2 separate regions of the Mus musculus genome follow, and region 2 is linked to region 1. Evidence: chromatin loops called from intact Hi-C (ENCODE). Cell type or tissue: heart. All regions are shown on one strand.

Region 1 (5,000 bases):
AGTACAACTGTTCACATAATGTTTATATTGTTCTGGACGTGAGAGTTGAAGTAGAGAGGCTGTGCAGTGTATGGGAAGATGTCCCCAGTTCTATGCGGATGTCATGCGGTTTTCTGTGAGGGACTGATGCAGCATTAGTTTTGTTTACTGGGGCCTTGCAGACTCAATGGCTCTGCAGAAGCCGAAGGATTGCAAATAGCTGTGTCAAGAAAGAGCCAAGCTCATTGGGAAGCACAGAAACCATTTTGTGCTCATCAAATAGAAAAACTATGTTGAATAATACAGTATTGTTTGTCAGGGCAGGGCAAAACCATCTTACTGTATGCTGGTCCTTAAAGGATTACTTAGTTATAAAAATTGCAATACAAGTATATTATAGAATTGTATGCCATTAAAAATGCTAGGAAATTTAAGTGACATAAAAATGCTGAGGTGTATGAAAGGAGTTACAGAGACAAAGTTTGGTGTTAAGACGAAAGGATGGACTATCCAGAGACTACCCCACCTCTGGATCCATCCCATAATCAGCCACCAAACTATTGCATATGCCAGCAAGATTTTGCTGAAGGGACCCTGGTATAGCTGTCTCGTATGAGGCTATGCCAGTGCCTAGCAAATACAGAAGTGGATGCTCACAGTCATCTATAGGATGGAACACAGGGCTCCCAATGGAGGAGATAGAGAAAGCACCCAAGGAGCTGAAGGGATCTGCAACCCTATAGGTGGAACAACAATATGAACTAACCAGTAACCCCAGAGTTCATATCTCTAGCTGCATGTGTAGCAGAAGATGGCTTAGTCGGCCATCATTGGGAAGAGAGGCCCCTTGGTATTGCAAACTTTACATGCCTCAGTACAGGGGAATGCCAGGGCCAAAAAGTGGGAGTGGGTGGGTAGGGGAGTCGGGGGGGGGGGGTGGTTATAGGGAACTTTTGGAATAGCATTTGAAATGTATATAAAGAAAATATCTAATTAATAAAAAAAGAAAAGTAAAAAAATGCTGAGGTGTTAGGTGAAAAAAAATACTAAAATGTGCAATATTACAGTTTTTAAAGCAACATATTTGTAAAATGCCATAAGGAAACAGGGCAGTTGTTAAAGCATTTTATCATTAAGTACAGACTGGTTAGTCTTTAAATATTTTACATTTCCTGAATTTTCTAAAATGAATATAGGCTACTTTTGAAATATAAGATGTTGTTAGAAAAGAGACTGTACTCTTTTGTCGGGAGGGAGGTGCTGGCTCTACATAGTCTTTGCAGCACTGAGGGTTTGTCTGACCTTTTAAAACTGTCTAGCAGCCTTCATTTGTCTGTCTGTCTGTCTTTCTAGCAGCCCTCTGTCTATATAACAGCCCTCTGACTGCAAAGTGTCTCTGTGATAGAGGCCACACAGCAGAGGAGTAGGCCTGGCCTAGCTGCAGAATTGTCCCGAGGCTGCTGCAGTCTCTTCAGATGTCCTGAGGAGCTGATTGGGGTGGTTCTGCCGCCCCTCCTCTTCTCTAGCTTCTGTTCTCTCCTGCCATCTGCCTTGTCCTAGGTGGGGAAGCCTGGTGGGTTTTCAGATCTCATTCTGGAAATGTTGTCTATATGTCACGATGACTGTCGACGACTGTGTGTCTTGTCTCCCTTGGATTTAGTAGAAACCCCTTTCGGAGTTACTTTCTCTAAACATGAATTTTATTCCCTGTTACAAGCTTTTCTTTTTCTTTTTCTTTTCTTTTTCTTTTCTCTTTCTTTCTTTCTTTCTTTCTTTCTTTCTTTCTTTCTTTCTTTCTTTCTTTCTTTCTTTCTTCCTTCCTTCCTTCCTTCCTTCCTCCCTCCCTCCCTCCCTCCCTCCCTCCCTCCCTCCCTCCCTCTCTCTCTCTCTCTCTTTCTTCCTTTCTTTCTTTCTTTCTTTCTTTTTTCCTTTCTTTCTTTTTTTTTTTTGAGTCAGGGTTTCTCTGTCTCTGTAGCCCCAGCTGTCCTGGAGCTCACTGTGTAGATCAGGCTGGCCTTGAATTCAGATCCACCTGGCTTGCATACATTTTTTTAAACATCTAAACTGGGGCTTAAGAAACTTGATTAAGGACCAGGCTCTAAATACTTCCAGCTTTGTGGGCTTTCTCTTCTTTCTGTTCTTTAGTTTACACGGCCTACTTATACATGCAGAAGTTGTTCTTGTACAGATCACTGATCTCAGTTCAGAAGCTTGGAGGGCAAGCATGTTGAAGCAGACCTGGGGAGACTTGGTGTTTCTTCAGACTGTCATGAGGGAGGACAGATCCAAACTTAGGTAAGGACACGTGAAAGCGTGTAGCTTTGTCCAGTCCCTCAAATGCCTTTGTTGCAAAAAGCTCAAAGGTGGGTCTGCCTCAGTTAGGATTGTGTGAAGCTGGTGTGTGTGCCCTTTGTTATTTCCAGACAGCCTTAGGTAGGCCACACCTACTAGCCTAGGTTTGGGTGAACACTCAGCATCTTCACCTTCAGGAAAGGACAGTGTCTAAGACTTTGGCACTTGCTTCTAAACACAGAGCAGAAGAACACAGACTTTTTAGACTGACATCAGACCTAACTTGGTCTCTTATCAGTGGTGTAGCCTTCATCTGCTGACTGTTTGAAACCTGAGCCTCTTTGTCTGAAGGGAGAACAGAAACTGGCTCTATCTTGCAGAGTTGGTGCAGATATTGCAGGAGATGAGGTTTGACCCAGGCAAGACCCTCCCTTGGAATTCCAAGTGATACTTGGAATGTTTTGCAGAATCTGTGGTGGGATCCGGAACCAGCAGGTGGCTCCGTTTTGTAGGGCAGGCAGGGAAGGCCTCTCTAAAGAAGTCAGCTGAGCCAAGATGTGAGTTGTTATCTCACTGTTGGCTCAGTTGTGAACCATACTCAAAGAGCATTCCAGCCATTTGGACAGCAGGCAAGGACTGGGCAGTGCGTATTTTTGGTAAAGAGGGCTCTGTGTGATGGGCACACTGTAGCCTGGGGAAATGTCTGGCTAGAAAAGAGGGCAGCAGATAAACAGGAACCCAGGGTTTCTAGGCCCTGATGGCACACAATTCCTTCTGAAGATGTAGTAGATGATGGTAGGTACAAGCGAAGACCTTAGGCAGAGATCATAGAGCTTGGTTCTTTTGAGAGGTCAATGTCTCACACCAAACGTTGATCTGATATGAGAATGGCTTAGAGAAAAGTCAGCCTTGGAAGAAAAGAGAACTGCGCCTGGGAGGGAGCCACCAAAGGTTGGAAGGAAAGGGTAGGATTTTTAGTGGCATCTGAGAAAGAGTTGCTTCATGGGACAGTAGGCTGTGGGCGGGCGCTGGAGAGCATTTGAGCATCTGGCTGGTAAAATGGGGCTTGTTGGTGATCACGATAAAAGCCATTGGAGGTGTTGTGGGAAGAGGGAGTGGACTGTGAGGAGGTAGGATGCACTAAATGTAGAGACAGGAGCATCACTGCAAAGGGAAGCAGAGGAGTGGCCATGAGGGTCAAGGAGGATGCTTGGGTGTATTTGTGTTCAGGTTGCAGTATGGCCTTGGGACAGATTTGATAATGCAGGAAATGGATCTTGGTCCCTTGATCTGGGGTGGGGACCTCCATCTTGAGCTCAGGAGGATCAGCTTTTGACAGTCGTGAGGTTACAGTCTTCTTCTGTGGCAGGAGACAAGGCCAACATGGACCTTAGGGATATGTACAGGTAGATTGAGGCAGAAATGGAAGCATCTCTCCCATGCTTATGGGCCTTGTGCTCTTGCTCCTTAGAGTGTATAATGGTCCTAGCCCTGCTGTTTCTACTTCACTGAGGTCTTTGTACACTGTAGTTTCTTTTCCCTATCCAGGAGAAGGTCTCAGGTTCTGATCTGTTTACAGATCTGTCTTTCCTACTGAACAGGTATCTCTTCAGCAAGAGCAGTCATCTTTTGTCTTAGAAGCAGCCAACACTGGTACAAAGGCCTCATGGGATAGCTACACACACGCAGTACAGGAGGAAAGGAGTTGAGAGCATGAATATATTCAAGTATTTGTTTTACTTAGCAAAATTAATATGATTTTTCATAAGTTGGATAAATTGTCACTGATCTATAGAGTTGAGGAGTAGCTAAAGGTACAAGCTGGGCCCTGTTGTGACCACTAGGGAAGAAGTGGGGATCTTGCATCCTGTCAGTAGGGTGGTCACTACCTGGCATGCTGTTATCGTGGGAGCTCATCCTGTGTGCAAGAGCAAGCAGGCCAAGCGTGTATGGAAAAGGAGACCTGTGCTCATGGAGACTGAGAATAGTAGGTGTGGTGGTTTGAATATGCTTGGCCCATGGGAAGTGGCACTGTTGGGAAGTCTGTCACTGCATAGGTTGGCTTTGCAGTCTCCTAGTGCTCAAGCTCTCCCCAGTGTGGAAGAGAGTTTCCCTCCTGGCTACCTGCAGAAGAGAGTCTTTTCCTGGCTGCCTTCGAATCAAGATAAAAAACTCTCAGCTCCTTCTCTACCACTTTGTCTACCTGGATGCTGCCGTGCTTTCCACCATGATGAAAATGGACTGAACCTCTGAAACTGTAAGCCAGCCCCAATGAAATGTTTTCCTTTATACGAGTTGCCTTGGTCATTGGTCATGGTGTCTCTTCACAGCAGTAGAACCCTATCTAAGGCAACAGGGCAGCAGAGTTTTCAAGCAAGGTAGACATTAGTGAGAGGTGGCCTGAGCAGGCTGGTGTCTGAGAGAGTGAGAACAGGTTTACATAAAGTTCCAGTTGAGATTGTACAGCGTTTTCCCAAATACTTTGTACTTAGATTGAGGAAATCACAACAAAACATTTCCTCTTCAGTATAATACAGCACATCCTAAATGAAACATGACTCTTTAGTTGCAACCTGCCCCTGGCAAAGAAGTGGGGTATAAGAGCGTAATTTGTACCCATGCTCTGAAGTTAATGTTCTGTGGGTGCTCCCGACTTGTGTGATGCACTGTAAGTTATAAGCAGCCTGCAGTAAGTATCAGGAGAGGCGTGCAGCAGCTTTTCCGCCTGT
Region 2 (5,000 bases), 200 kb after region 1:
TGGGGTTGACCTGAGGGTGATGTTCAGTTGTTTGTGGTGCAGACCTTAAAGTCAAGACTAGAAGTTCATTTCTGTGAACTTGCCCAACTTTTGGTGATTTTTCAAAAGAAGAATTAGTTTAAACAATAGCAAGAGGGAGACTGGAGTCTTGTGCCAGAGAGAACCACTGTGCTCACAGCTGCCATGTAGAGGGAGGTTTGCCATAAATGCCTGTTTTCCAGGTCTGTCTGATTACCTTTGCAGCTGACTTGTGGGTGTTTCTGTTTCTTGCCTGTACTCCACAACCTATAGTCCAACTCCTGCTCTGTTATCTTTGTTGATGGGTGAGTGAGTTATCAGTGTGGTTGGTCTCTCCTGAGGCTTCAGTGTGCATCTGAAGCCTTTCTATTAGGATGCCTTATCTGAGTGGCTGAAAGGCCTGTTGTCTAAGGCACATGCTGCATTTCAGTGTCAGATGGATCTGATTCTTGCTAAGTGCTCAGGCCCGTCTGTTCCTTCTCTGACTTCATTTCTTCTGAGTGTCCTCCCCTCTCTGTAGGGACGTTTGGAAGGCATATGAGACTGCAGCTCTGCTGACAACATGGCTAGCTTGAGAAAAGCCATCATGTTCTGACAGGTTCATTGCTCTTGTCTGCCGTACACTGCACCCCACATAATGCCTGTGGCACCTCCAGCCTGGCCAGGCAAAAGGATTTGGATCCATGTCCATGTCCTGGCTGTGCTCAGGGCTCATTGCGATGTTGAGCAGGAAGGAAAGATGGTGGTGATGGCTTCCTGAGGGGAGACCTTTGGACGGAAGTGACTGAGTCACGGCAGGCAGACGGGTGCTGATTTACCTGTCTGCTAGTTTATTTTCTTTTGGGAGTCAGTGTTCCAATTTACTGCATTCCTTGGAGGTTTGACATATCAATTAGATATTATCGACAGTAATAGAGGGGCAGTTGCTGTAAATGTGAAGTTTTTACTGGTAGGCCATGAAATGACACCCCAAGGGACTGTAACAGAGAGGCATGATAAATATCATGTTACCTAAACACCGGCAGAAGGCCTGATTAATAGGGGAGAGTGACTCTGTCTCCAACCGTAAAGTGGTATTTATTCATGTGCTGTCAATCAGACCTTCTGTTCTAATTGGCTAAAAGGCTAAATCAACAAGATCTGTTCATAAACCAGGCTAAGGTAGGAAGAAAAGCAAAGGTAAATCATAATCAGAGGCTTGTTTACTGACTGCGCCCGCCCACCAGCCTGCAGATCTGGCTGACCTTGAGAGCCGCCTTCTACCCTCTGGACACAGCCTGGAGCACGGGTAGGGAGGGGCAGAGATGCTGCCATGCCCAGGGGCACAAGTGGAAGCCCTTGAGCTCAGTTTGGGGTGGCAAAGCTGAGTCTCGGTGTAATGAGACCTCCGTGGCTCTCGCTGCTGCGGTTTTAATGTATGGCTCTTGTTTTGCTCGACACTTGTAAAAGGAAGAATTACTTTCAGAAAGACAAATATATTTCCACACTAACAGTTTTATAAAGATGTCAGCGAATAAGTACGAGCACCATTAAATCACATTTTAAAGGCAGACACCTCATAATAAATCTGCATTATCAAGACTCCTTTCTGAATGAGTCATACACTGTAAAGCTTTATGAGGGGTGAGGGGAAGATCCCTGCTGGCCAGAACAGTGTATATTGTCAAACCCTACAGAAAGGATAGCTGCCAACCCCACGAGAACGTGAGCGGGGACACCATTCCTTAGCTAGCTCAGGAGGAAGCCAGTAAATCCCAGCACAAAAATTTTCTACCCTGCTTGTAATGGAGCTGGCAAGGATCAGACTCAGGAAAGCACAGTGAGGGAGGAGGCGTATCCTGGGAGGCCCACAGCCCCTCCAGAACGGCTGCTCACCTCACATCAGCTGCCAAACGCCGTGCAGTTGACCTGCCAGAGGCTCATCCTAGACTGTGAGGCGCTGTAGCTGTAGCTGTGTGTAGTTACCCTGATGGCCAGCGAGCTCATAGCCATAGATATCAGGCTATTTTAGGCACAGACCGCCATTTCAACTCATGCATCTGATATTCCACATTACCATGTTAAACAGCACAGGAAGCCATCATATATGTCGTACCGAAAATGCACTAGCAAAGAGGACCTGTCAGCCCCTGGAGAGGAACTCAGAAAAGAGGGGCAGGAGATGGTGGGGAGACACGCCCTTCTCCAAAGAGTGTGTGAAATTTGGGTCATTGGGGTGCAGAAAGGCAAAGTAAAAGTTTAGCTGGTGGTTTGGGTAGCAGGCCCCGCTGCTTTCGTCTGCCCTTTGTGTGAATGCTGAGCTCACAGAGGAGCAGAGCCCTCTCACCCCAGCTGCCTTTCCGTATTCCTGATGAAGTCTGAAGCGTGCTGTGGTGGGTTGTGCAGTAAGATGACAAGTGAGGGCTGGGATTGCGCAATGGAAGAATTGGGGATTGGAAGGATGGAGTTCAGAGGGCTAACTTGGTGGAGAGAGTGATTAGCCTAAGAAGACTAAGCGTCAAAGCAACAATAAAATACCATCTCCCCCACTCTGCCTGGGAAGCAGCCTCGCTGTTCTTGACAAACCAGACATCATCTCAGATGCCATACAAAGGGCCACTCAGCCTAGAGACTGATGTCAGTACAGAGCAAGAGCAGACAGCCTATCTACAGCCCTGCTCAGTGAGCGGGTGGCTTTCCCAAACCTGATAAACAATGCCCTTTACCATTAGAAACTATCACTAAGTTCTTGTGCTAAGAAGCACAGTTTATTGATCAATTGAGATTTCAAATTAAGGAACATTAGATGAAGACAACCAGTGCTGTGTTTCTGAAATTGCCCTAGAGTATCTTCTGTTTTTGCCAAAGTCTGGTCCCGCCACCCACTCTTCTGCTGAAGGCCCCTGGTAGCCAGCAGTCCAGACCAGGACCGTAGAGACATAATATGGGCCTCTCTACTGGGACGGTCTCTGTATCTCAGGGGCAAAAGTCAAGATAAGCTGTCTTTGGCAGGGAAGCCTGCCAAGGTCAGGGGGCTGTTCAGAGAGAGTTCTAGCACAGCCTAGAGGCTGGCGCTCAGAGAGAGTTCTGGCTGGCTCATGTGTTAGGAACACGAGCTTAAGTCAGAATGAAGTAACAGACTGCACGGTACATTCCTGTATCCCAGCACTCCATCATCTGAGACAGGAGCATCATGAATCTCAGGTCAGCTTGTATTACACAGCAAGACCCGGTCTCAGACACACACACCAAACAGAAACCCAGCTACAGCCCGGGAGAGGCTGGAAAAGTCACCTTCACTGCTGTATGGAGTTGGGTAGAGCCAGGGCCAAAGTTGCCACTGCCTCCTTTGTATAGTCCCCAGGCTAGGATGATTTTTATGTTCTTACAGAATTGTGTAAATAAATAAATAAATAAATGCCATGTGACACAGACCTTTGTGGCCTTCAGAACTTAAAATGCTGGCCTGTTGGTAAATAGTTTGTTGACCTGGCGTAGACTCAGTCGGCAGTACAGAAGGATTACTGCAGCTATAAGATGGTGATGCCAAGAACAAATGAGAGCCAGACACTCCAGGTCCCAGGACCCAGCCACCCACCAGAGCAGGACCCAGGCCCAGGTGGCTTCCTAACCATGTCCCTGCCTACACTCTATTCTCAGAAAAGAGAGACTGGAGGCAGAAGAGAGTAAGGCAGAATTGACAGGGAGTGGAGGGTCAGCTGGGGCCAGCAGAAGTAGGGTGTCCTTCAAGACCACACGTGGGTAGCAGCAGAGACATGCCTTATACCTGTAGTAGGAGCCACAGCCATTAGCTGTAGCACCTCCTGTCACTGGTGATGCTCTGCAGGAGTGGGCCCAGCTTTGACAGCAGAGTCTAGTGACAGCCTGTGCCGCAGGTGAGGGGCAGATCTGGGCCCAAACCCAGGAAGACTGAATCTGTCCTCTTTCCCTCCGCCGCTTCCCAGCCCATGCTCCCTGGGTAGGCTGACTGCCACCCTCAGCCAGTTCTGCCTCTGTGCCAACCACCCAGCTTCACTGCCACTGAAGTCATCTTCCTAAGGCCTTTGGTTCTCTGATGCCAACACCTCTGTGATTTCCTTAGCTTGCAGCCTGTGGACCTTCTTTCTGTTGTGAACTAGAACAATTACCTAAAGTGTGGTCATCATCTCCAGCTAAGGACATGCTGGAAATATGCCTGCGTGACCCCTTTGCTAGCCTCCAATCACCTCTGTTCTTTCCTGCTGAAGCACTTTTCTCCTTCACCTGTGAGAACCACGGGGATTTGGATAAGGGGGATCAAATGCAGCTAGACAGGAGGAAGTTAAAAGGAGAAAGTGTAGGATTCGAGGCTGTGTCCACACTTGTGTCTGAGGGTGGGGTCCATCCATGAACAGCGCAGCCTTCACATTGAACCCCTCAAGCTTGGCCCCGGGGCAGCGTCTGAACATACACGATGCACAGGTCGTCTCCCCCAGGGCAGTGGGAATCCCAGGCCGCAGCAGCACAGGGTCCCTCTGGAAGCATCCATTGTGAACCAGTGGCGATTTGACTGCCTCGGTCTGCTTGTGTGCTGATAGTGTAAAGACTCAGAGCTACAGCAGCCCACAGATGCTGCTGACTTGGGGGACGAGCAGAGCAGTTTGGCTGCAGAGCAGATGGCATCCGGCCCCGCACGACCCCACCAATCCTGATGGCACACAGCCATCACAGAGGGAGAGCCCCCAAAATAATCTGGCAGCTTCAGGAAAGTCGACTTTGTGCTTTCTCACACTTGGTTGAACTTTTCAGAAATATTGACTAAACAACTTGCCAGCTGTGATTACCAACAGCTCTATTTGACAGTCTTTGACAGAAAGCCAATGGGCACATTCGACGTCATCCCGTACTAACAGGGCCTTCATTAGCAGCTTTTGAGGAGACGTGTGCTCGCCTGGCCCCACAAGAGTGATTGCTGTTCCCCGATGCTGTTCACTCAAGCATTGGCAAGCGGTTTGCTTAGCGAG

What was found. A loop is a pair of places that touch in the nucleus more often than their neighbours do. Peaks named below come from ENCODE experiments on the same cell type or tissue, not always from the same donor. Only the 100,000 strongest peaks of a DNase experiment are listed, where the experiment ranks them.
Region 2: it touches region 1 in a loop (2.3-fold over the local background); 17 of 42 quality-filtered maps call a loop at or near these places.

The regions. Positions count from the first base shown.
Region 1 is chr17:30,443,828-30,448,827 of GRCm38, reverse strand. The region is part of intron 6 of Btbd9 (BTB (POZ) domain containing 9); the gene reads left to right. Among named protein-coding and RNA genes, the nearest start is that of Btbd9, 130 kb to the left of the region's middle. In heart, a CTCF peak has its summit at 2,764 (motif pointing right); a DNase peak (open chromatin) is centred at 2,857.
Region 2 is chr17:30,241,777-30,246,776 of GRCm38, reverse strand. All of the region lies in intron 9 of Btbd9 (BTB (POZ) domain containing 9), which reads left to right. Among named protein-coding and RNA genes, the nearest start is that of Zfand3, 240 kb to the right of the region's middle. In heart, no CTCF peak of the experiment used is centred here; DNase peaks (open chromatin) are centred at 1,323 and 1,916; H3K4me3 peaks cover 435 bases; H3K27ac peaks cover 4,265 bases.